Linked DNA regions of Mus musculus: region 1 is linked to region 2. The links are chromatin loops, found by intact Hi-C in ENCODE. Cell type or tissue: left cerebral cortex. All regions are shown on one strand. Links, peaks and the distances in the headings refer to the core of each region. The heading gives the core; the rest is flanking DNA. Region 1 has its middle 140 kb from the start of Gm46401. Region 2 overlaps Klf6 (Kruppel-like factor 6).

The links. Peaks named below come from ENCODE experiments on the same cell type or tissue, not always from the same donor. Only the 100,000 strongest peaks of a DNase experiment are listed, where the experiment ranks them.
Region 1: a loop joins it to region 2, with 2.4 times the contacts of the local background. A loop is called at or near these places in 1 of 42 quality-filtered maps.

What each region holds. Positions count from the first base shown.
Region 1 is chr13:6,052,464-6,057,848 of GRCm38, forward strand. No RefSeq gene overlaps it. Among named protein-coding and RNA genes, the nearest start is that of Gm46401, 140 kb to the left of the region's middle. In left cerebral cortex, for the core only: no CTCF peak of the experiment used is centred there; no DNase peak of the experiment used is centred there.
Region 2 is chr13:5,867,528-5,872,912 of GRCm38, forward strand. Klf6 (Kruppel-like factor 6) reads left to right here. Exons shown (of 4, transcript NM_011803.2): 4 at 1-2,866. Among named protein-coding and RNA genes, the nearest start is that of Klf6, 8.7 kb to the left of the region's middle. In left cerebral cortex, for the core only: no CTCF peak of the experiment used is centred there; DNase peaks (open chromatin) are centred at 482, 1,022, 1,271, 2,065 and 5 more places; H3K4me3 peaks cover 411 bases; H3K27ac peaks cover 3,871 bases.

The DNA.
Region 1 (5,385 bases), core at 299-5,298, 190 kb after region 2:
TAATATCCACTTATCATTGAGTGCATATCTAATGACTTCTTTTGTGATTGGGTTTCCTCACTAAGGATGATATCCTCCAGGTACCTCCATTTGTTCAAGAATTTAACAAATCCATTGTTTTTAATTGCTGAGTAGTACTCCATTGTGTAAATGTACCACATTTTCTGTATCTATTCTGTTGAGGGACATCTGTATCCTTTCCAGCTTCTGGCTATTATAAATAAGGCTGCTATGAACATAGTGGAGCAGGTGTTCTTATTACCAGTTGGAACTTCTTCTGGGTATATGCCCAGGAGAGGTATTGCTGGATCTTCTGGTAGTATTATGTCCAATTTTCTGAGGAACCTCCAGACTGACTTCCAGAGTGGTTGTACAAGCTTGCAATCCTACCAGCAGTGGAGGAATGTTCCTCTTTCTCCACATCCTCTCCAGCATCTGATATCACCTGAATTTTTTATCTTAGCCATTCTGACTGGTGTGAGGTGGGATCCATCCCATAATCAGCCACCCAACCCAGACACTATTGCACAATGCCAGAAAGATTTTGCTGAAGGGACCCTGTTATAGCTGTCTAGTATGAGGCTATGCCAGTGCCTGGCAAATACAGAAGTGGATGCTCACAGTCATCTATAAGATGGAACACTGGGACCCCAGTGGAGAAGCTAGAGAAAGTACCCTAGGAGCTGAAGGGGTCTGCAACCCTATAGGTGGAACAACAATATGAACTAACCAGTACCCCCAGAGCTCGTGTCTCTAGCTGCATATGTAGCAGATGGCCTAGTCGGCCATCACTGGGAACAGAGGCCCCTTGGTATTGCAAACTTTATATGCCCCAATACAGGGGAATGCCAGGGCCAAGAAGCGGGAGTGGGTGGGTAGGGGAGCATGGCAGAAGGAGGGTAAAGAGAACTTTTGGGATAGCATTTGAAGTATATATAAAGAAAATATCTAATAAAAAAACTGGTTAAGTGCATATTACTTTTAGCCTCTGAAGATATTATGTATATTTAAGAGGCATTTAACTATTATAAATTATTTTGATGACTTAAAAATTGTCAATACTGAGTTGTATATTTTAAAATATACTTTATTAGCTTAATAAAGAAACTGAAAGTAAAAAACAATAGAAAAATGATGTTTTCATTTTGTGTATATGTGTATGCACATATGTGTGCATGTATGTATGGAAGTAGCCACACATGTGTGCATATGAAGACCAGAATTAATCTGCAGTGTCCTTCCTAAGGATACCGTCTATTTTGAATTCTGAGATATAGTCTGTCACTGGCCTAGGACTCACTGATTGAAGGCTGGTCGCATCTCCAAATCCCTGCCTGTTCTGTGCTGGAATCTCATTGTGGTGCCACACCCAGACTTTCTTATGTGGGTTCTTGGAATGGAACTTAGTTTCTTGTGCAGAGAAGGAATGTTAGTGGCTGAGTAATTTTCCCAGGCTTTCTTGTTTTACTTTCCGTTGGAGCTTTCATGGGATACTGTGGGTATCAATCCTGGTATCTCTCAATGCTTCGACCTTTTGGATGTTTGTGTATGCTAAAAGACATATGAGATGCTTGAAATTTGCTATCTTGATTTTGCGACCACTGGCCGTGTCTGAAGGAAGTACAGCAGCAGTTAGCTAGCTACTTTGTTCTTATAGAAAGCTATAGCATAGAGCCTGGAATTCTTTTATTTATCTAATAAGATGAACTGTTAAAACTCCTACTTGTTAACCCACCTACTACTTCTCTGTTAAATCATGTCTCAGATTCAAGACCAAATTACTGAGATGTAAAAATTTGGTCATGCTCTCATTTTAATCAACTAGTAAAATTATTCTGCACACAGATCATGTACTTAAAAAACAAAACAAAACAAAACAAAAACTTTACTTGTAACGAAAAGTGATCCGCTAGCTCTATGAAGCACTTTGTCCTTTTCCTTTCAGGGTCAATTCCACCACAAAGGAGATGTCTGTCCTGTTTGACTCTCAGCAAAGCTTGCCACCAACATAATCATTACAACATGGCTCCTGTCATTGCAAATGCTAACCTGTGATGTGCCAGGAACAAGCCCTCAGTACAACACCTTTGGAAAAAGAAGAGTAGGGGAAGCAGGCAAGAGGAAGTTTCTGTTGCATAGCATATTGTCATGGTAACAAAATACTAAGCTGAACAGAAAAGCAAATGCTTGGAAGAATGAAAGTTCTAAGGACAACATCCACATGTGTTGGAGGTGATGGATAGATGTGTGTTATATGTGTGTGTACACATATGTACATATTTCTCTTTCAGGAATGTTTTCCCATTTGATTTTATTGAAGGGCACAACGTGAAGTAAAAATATTTGTAAATTTAATTAAAAAACAAATACCCTTCCTCTAAACATGTGATTTCTGTAGCTTTTTTAAATTTTGAACAGCTCTCTCAGTAATCTGGTTTCCTGGGAATTTATTGTGCTTTTATCTTTAGCCTCTAGCTCATTCAAATTATTACTGTCATTCCATCCGAGTTGGTAAGCAGCTGCCCTGACTTTGCATTTTCTATCTTATTCTCTCTTTTATTAATCTTCCCTTGGTCTCTGGTGCCTTTTTTCACCTCAATCATGCAAAATTAAACAAACCTTTACATTTAAGAAATGATGCTCCCCACAGGCCTGCAGGCACATCCCCTGGAAGCTGTTACTTCGGCTGCTAATTTTAATTAACAATTAATTAATAAGTAATTAATTAATTTTGTTATAATGACCCTGACTTTGCCTTACAGCACTATCCCATTTCTCTAAATACAACACCAATGTAAAATTGAATTGATGTTCCAATGCCAGATGAGGTTAGCTCCAGAATATCAAACAGATGAAAGGATACCCAAGGAAACTGAGTTTACTCATTTGCCTTTGTGCATTTTCTGATTTTAAAAGAGAATACTGATGTATGAAGCCACATAAATTTCTATAAGTTATATTTCTCCAATCACAGAAGTCAGAAAAACACATATGTCCCAATTGAATCAAACCGAGCGAGAGGAGGTAGAACACCATAAAAAACCAATGCCACTAGTCACTAATTCCAAACAGATGTCAGGTTATTCATATTAGTGGGTGCTTGCAAAATCTTTTGAATGCATGGTGGTGCAGCTTGATTCTGGAGTATCTTCTGAGAATGTGTGAGGCCCTGAGTTCAATGCCCAGCAAGGGAGAAAAAAATAGTATTTTAACAAACAAAATGCTTAATACGTTTGTTTGATATAGAAAGGCTTGATGGATACAATTTTACTTTTTCTCTGTGTGTGTTTATGTGTGTGTGTGTGTGTGTGTGTGTGTAGATCAGAAAACACTTGGGTGCCAGTTTTTAACTTCTGCTGTGTTCACTACTCTGTACATTGGGCTGTACATTCTCTAGGCTCTGATTCCCATCTCGCTGTAAGAGTGCAGAGTAGATATGTACTAGCATGTCCAACCTTGTATGAGTTCTGCAAGTCCAAATTCACTTCCTTTTTCTTTTATAGCAAGTGAATTATGCACTGAGCCATCTCCACAGTTCGATTGGGTTTATATCAATTGAATTAAGATTTACACACAATAATGCTTAATAATCCTTAACACCGTAAATCCTTAAGTGTTCTTATCTTAGGGTTTCCATTGCTAAGAAGAAACTCCACGACCAAGGCAACTCTTATAAGACCAACATTTGATTGGGGCTGGCTTACAGGTACAGAGGTTCAGGTCATTATCATCAAGGCAGGAGCATGGCATCATCCAGGCAACATGGTGGAGGAGAAGCTGAGAGTTCTGTATCTTTATCTGAAGGCCACTAGGAGAAGACTATACTCAGGAAGCTAAGAGGAGGGTCTTAAACCCATCCCCACAGTGACACATTTCTCTAACAAGGCCACACCTCCTAATAGTGATACTCCCTGGGCCAAGCATATTCAAACCACCACAATGCTATTACCTAATTCCATGTATTTGGTGAATACATATAACCACTGTTCTGATTGAAAGACAGTTTTAAAGAACCCCGCCCCCAATCTTACCTTTTCAGTAAATCCTCAATATCTACTGCCAACAACTTTCTTCACAAAGTTCATATAAAGGAGGTCATGTGACTGTGCTCAGGAATGAATTCACACTGTTGTATGAGTTTCTCACTCATTTCTTTTTAAAGCAGATTTATGTTCTTATGTGTCTGCATGAGTGTACACCATGTGTGTGTGCAGTGCCCCCAGAGGCTAGAAGAAGTCATCAGATGCTCTGAGGTTGGAGTTACAGGTGAGTTGATGGACATGAGTGTTGGGAATCAGACTCCAAGCCTCTGTGAGGGCAGTGAATGCTCCTAACCAATGAGACACCCTCCCTCCAAAGTTCATTCCTTTTTAGTCCTGACGAGTATTCTATTGCATGATTACAGTTTATATAAAAAAGAATTGTTCCTGAAAATCACAGTGCTCTGTTTGTCACTATTGTGATTAAAAACACTCCATTTTTGTGGACATTTTCCCCTGAGAAGCTACTCTGCTGGATGTATGTTTACCTTGATAAGAGGTTGCTGGTCTCCTGCTGCTGGAACTGCTTGCACCCTTACGGTGATGAGGGCTTTCCCCCTCATCCTCTTCTGTGTCAGCTTCTTATTTTATCAGGGTTGTATCTCATGGTACCTGTGTTTTGTATGTCCCTCATGACTAACCACAGTGAACAGATTTCTTGTGTTTCTGTTCTGGTTTCTCTTTGCACTGGTGTTAGTTGTCATTCTTAGCTTTCTTAGGATGGTCAAGACTGTGCTGTAGTTTCACACTGAAGTTGCTCATGTTTTTCTCTAGAGTGTGAGGGAGTAGCTGAGAATTATTTTTCTGTATAATTGTATCCATTCCTTCTTCATTGTGCCCTCTTGAAGATGTTTACCTTCCACTCTGAAGTACCATGCAACTGTTGGGGGATTCTGTCCTGGAATTTGTACTGTGTTGCAGTAGTCTATTTTTGTTATTATGTTCTTAATACCTTTGTGTCAATTACAGAACTTCTCAGGTCTTGGAGTCAGGCAGGGTCTTCAAATATTCCTATTCAAATACAACACTGTTGAATGTAAAATATTGGTAAGCATTATGATAAGAAGCAATAATACATTTATATATATAATCTTTATATATTAAAATAAGGCAAAGTAAAAAATTAAAATCAATTACATTTGATCATGACACATGTTGTATTAGAATAGTTTTATTCTTTTGTTTTTTCCCTTGTTGAGAGAATAATATTTGATTTTTTCAATATTAACTCATAGATAACATTCATTCTTGAAAAGTATTATTGGTGTGATTATAAATCTTTAACTTTAATATTATCCCATACTTGAAAACATTTTACAGATGCAAATTCTAATGTACAAACATG
Region 2 (5,385 bases), core at 157-5,156:
CTCTAAGCTTTTGGCCGTGAGCATGCGCACTGAGAATGTTAGTGGGTGGGATGGTTGTGTTGAGGATCTATTACTGACTGTATGGTGAGGCAGACTTTTTTTTTCTCCCCCTATGTGGTATCAAATAACTGCAAGAGACAGAAAAAAAAAAAAGCAGTTTGAATGTTTTGTGTGTGAGGAGTATACCAAGGGATGAGTTGACCACCAATCATTTCCTGAAGGGTGTCTGCACCTTAGAAAAAAATAAACAAAAACAACAACAAAAAAATAAATAAAAGTTAAAATAATAAAAAAAAAGATGGAAAAACATGGAGGGTGGGAGCGGGAACTCAGGACCCATTGTGGTGAGTGTTAAGGGCAGGGGGAGCCCCTGTGCCCCTTTCCTGTGTGAAAGGACTTTCTGGTGTCTGGTGCAGCTATAGAATGTGCAGTGTGTCAAGTAGCTTGTTTTACTGGCTACATGGAGCTCATTTGTAACCCATTGTATAAGCTGTATTTACAAATCGCAGTGGTCATTTTCCCTTATAATACAAAAAAACAAGTCGTGCATGGTCTGGGGGAGCTATAAACGTTTAACATTTTTAAATTGCGTCTCCAATCTTGATTCCAATTAATAAGCAGCTATAAGATCTAATTTGTGTAGAATAATGATTCCTTAAGCCATTTAGGCCTGGCAAGACACGTTCTCCCCCCTCCCCCCCCCAGATCCTTCTATTTTGTAACACTCCCATGCAAAATGATCTTGTGCAATGTAGGGTTGTATTTTCGACGACTCGGAATTTGAATTTACTTTTTTTTTGAGAATCTTAAGGTACCCTTTGGAGAAATTGGACACTTGTCAAATGTCTAAATGCTAGGGGCCTGGAAATTACCCGTCTAATATCACATTAGGCTAAGAACACAAACTTTTTTTCTCAGAGTGGATCAAACCACTAAGCTTAGAAACCGTTTTTTCTCACGCAGCTACGTCTCTTATTTATGCCTTGAGGACTATTTCTGGTTTTCTAGCTGTTAATGCACTGTTGACCTTCATAATGGTGCCTTATGCAACTGGCCCTTCTGTGGGGTCAAATACAGGGGAATGGGTGACGCATGCTTAATTAAGGCTCTTTTTTCACCTGGCATTGTACTGTATCAATGTATAATATGGACAAAACAAACAAAGAACAACAACGACAACAAAAAGAACACCTCTTTAAGATCCTCCACAGTGATGAACGAACGGGTGAAAAGTCCTTTGACATGTCAACATGTGTTCATTTCCAACAACTTGACTGTCAGTGTTAAAATGGGGAAAAAAATAGACATGGCAATTGAAAACTAATTCTGCTACCATGAGACTCTTTTAAGAGACCTTGCACAACTGTACAGATCTCACATACCCACACACACCCACACACACATACACACACACACACACCGGCTGTATTTATTATGTAACATTGTCACACATATTAAAGATACAGAAGTATTAAACAAACAAGAAAAACCAATGTCAATATCTTGCTCAAAAGGCACAAGTTTTGAGTACCTGTCTAGCTATCTGTTGGTAATACTGAAAGTATACTGCTTTTTGTTTTGTTTTTGTTTTTTTTGAAAAAGTGGATGAAATTTTTTGTGTATGTATATTTGTGTGTATAGTATGTGTATGTATGTGTGTATATATATATTATATATAGATAATATATAAATATTTTTTTAAGAAGAAACTAGAATGTTTAGCTAGAAAATTCTACAGCCTGTGAAGAAGTATTTCAAAATGGCCATAAAGGAGGTTAAAAGAAATTGAAAACTATAACCTAACTTTTATAGAGGCTTTATCTTTAATTTAATAGTTTGCTGGAGACATTGTTGGCGTTGAGTCTTTTCCAGGCTGCTGATTCTGCTAGTCACGATTGGCAAGCCTGGAATAGGGGACCTTCGGCCATTTAGAAGGGGCATGAACAAAATACTGGCCAACCAGCTGGACTCAGACACACAAAGGTTTTAATTTTCCTTTCAGCCTTACTAGAAGATCTAACCTAAGAGTAAGCTGACCACAGGGATTGTTTTTTAGAATACTTTTTATGCAGATGAAACTATTTTTTCCAGCATGTAGATTCTTCCAGCTTTTTCAAGGAGTACTTTCCCGGAATTTGGCATACCACAGCGTAGACAGCTGATATTTCTGATATTTCATCCAGCTGCTTGGCTTTTTGGGTGTGGATCTTTACATATATGAGAATGAGTCTGGCTGGGCTGGTATTTCGTTTGATCTTCCTGGAAACGAGCAATGATTAAAGCTCCCTTAACTGCTTTTTGTTTTGTTTTGTTTTATTGTATCTGGCCTGATGAATACATTTCTCTACAGAACTGATTTCATTTTGCTCAAGGGGAAAATGCACTTTTGTTTGGCAATTCAAAATCCTAGCACTTGATTTGCTGGATTTTGGAAAACTCCTTTTTTGGCCCTGCTGTGTGCTTATCCATAGCAATTCCATTAAGTAAGAAGGTAAACAGAAGAGAGAGGAAACTTGTGCTGGCGCGTCTCACTTATGAAACACAGCGACGTTGCTGGACTGGCTGGGGCTGGGTGCCGTCCGTGTCGATGCTGTAACTTTAATACTAAGCAGTCCATTCTGGTCAGGTGACAACTGAGCCTCAATCAAGCAGGAACTTTTGCTTGAAATTAAAAAAAAAAATTTCTATTAGTGAAATTTCTTTATTTCTTTTTTTTTGAAGCACCCTGTTATCTAAAGAATCTTTGTAAGATTTTTGTAAAATTTTGTTTTACAAGATTTTATTTGAAATTGTTTTTTGCGAGATTGTTATATTTCTGTATGAATGTATTTTTTATTCGAATAACATAAAAAGAATTCTTATCAGCATCTGGAGCCTGATTGTTTTTCTGGGGTGCAGTGGGGGAAGGGGGTTGTTAACAAATTCCTGCTGTGTTACTCAGCCTGGCTTCCTCCCCGGGAAATCACCATTGTGTAATTCTGAGGGCCTTTTGCCTAGCTCAGTCCCTGCCTTCCCTGTCTTCCTACTTACCACAGCTGTCTCTGGAGGGAGGCTTTTGACATTGCCCCCCCCCCCCCCCCACACACACACACACTCCCCTCAAATGGACTGAATGTCTTCCAAAGCCTGAAAGAAACAGCCTTGGTTGGGAGGGGGGCACAATAGGAAGCCACTTGTTGCACTTTTTTTCTTCCTGTCACTCAAGCCCAGGAGATGATTACAGTGCAGAGAGGCCCCAGTACCGTGGCTTCTGAAATCCAGCAGATTTTGTTCTCTTAGCTGGTAGAGCTGGGCCAGTCTTTCTGGATGGAGCTGGCGTCACACCTGGATGAGTCCCATCTGGGAAGGTTAGAAGCCACCAGCAATCAGATGATAAAGGGAAGTCAGGCCAGAAAGCCGTCCCAATGGACTCTGCATCCACTGATTCCTATGCCCAGATCCCCCCCCCCCCCCCCCCCCCCCGTTAGTTCCGGAAAGCAGGGCAGAAAGTCAAGATTGCTTCTCCTCACGAGGTTTCGTGACTTAGGAAAAAAATGCATCGCATATAGCTCGATTTAAGAAAAAATCCGCAGCTTGTCTCAGAGCAGTGCCTTCAGTCGCTTGAGACACTCGCAGCCAGTTTTACTGTGCGGATCAATGTGAGAGAGATGCATCTTGGAATCTGTTTTCAGATTCCATAAGCCAGTCAGTAGTCACAGGGTAAAATAGGTGAGTTTCCGTGGGGCTTCTTCAATGCATTTTCCTTTGATCCCCCAAAAGGGTGGTCTTCATTTTAGGTGTGGTATAGTCATTTACTTCAGAGTAGGTCTTCTTTTTGCTAAATGTGCAGAGTTTATGAAATTTTTCTTCTTTTATATATTTTATAATTAGGGAGGAAACTTTAAAGATTAGCAGCTTTTTTTTTTTTTAATATCAGAAACTTGGATGTGTGGTAGGCTAGGTCATACAGAGTTGGTGACATTTTTTGCAGAATTCATGGGTGTGTGGCATTCCGAAGCACATGTCAGGATGACTAACAGTTGGATGACTTTGACTGTACAGTCTAAATAAAGTCTCGATAATGCATTCTCTCGGCTACTATTAAGACCGGACCGTGTTGTCATGCAAAGTCTGCTGAACAGCTAAGTTATGCTCAAATAAGGCTGTTAGGAGAACCGCAGTGCAAGGAATCAGCCACAGACTTGGGATATTTATAGACGTATAAAGCATTTTCAGTCTGCTTAACAAATTTTTTGAAACCTAGCTAAAAGGAAGGGAACACTTTTGCTCTAACAAGCTGTGTACTTTGGGGACAATTCGCTCAGCAACAATAGGCTCCCATTTACTCCTTGCTAAAATAGTCCGGGCTAGGTCACATGAATCTAGATTTTCTATAGCACTGCCATTCTGCGGTCTGTGAGTGTAGGGTGGACTTCAAATTACACGTTCACCATCCTCAGAGTTCTTGGCCCAGACCTAGGAAAGTTTTTCTTCTGCTACAGGAGAAAGTATTGTTGGAGAAAATTGCTCTGAAAATGGAAAACAGAATGTTCTCAAACTGCCCATTACTTCTTTAATTAAAGTTAAGTTGCTCGGGCATTTGATGCTTGACAACATATAATTTTATTTAAATTAAAAAAAAAAAAAAACCAGCCCTAACCTCCTTTGAAAAGTGCTATGGTACCTATAAAAGAACCCAAAATCTCCCCGGTTCCCCCAAGCCCCCAGTTCTATTTCTTATCTAATAGGGCCTTTGTACTGAGGGCAACGGAAGTGATTAAAGTCTCTTACTTTTATATTTTAATTGCCATAAAGAACACAACTTCCATATGCGACTCCTTTTTAATGTATGCAGTATATTACCAGGAGCTATTTCTTAATATTTGCTTATTATATTTATTTATTTGTATGTCTGTCGTGTGTGTGTGTGTGTGTGTGTGTGTGTGTGTGTGTGTGTGTATGTGTGTGTGTTGTTTAGAAAAGGTATCAGGTGGCCTCCTCTATCAGAATCACCCAATTTATTTGAGGCAGGGTCTCTCCTGAACCCAAGGTAGGTGTCTTCCTGGCTAGGTTGGAATCAGCATATCCTGTCTCCTCCCCCTTCAGAGCTGGGGTGGAGCTATTTGCCTGGATGCTGTGATCATGACTGCTCTTAATGCCTGAGCCCTCTATTCAGTCACTGTGCTATTTTGTTTTTTAATGACTTCCTTTGCCAGCTGGATTATTATTGATTATCATTTTGAAATGTGATGATGACAAAGATGATATTCCCCATCTTCTTATCAGATTTTGGGAAGTAAATTCATACATATACTCTCTATCCATTTATATACATGCATATATGTAATACTCTGTACAATAAATGATATGTCCATTCCCAAATGGGGAAAACTGAGACATCACGAT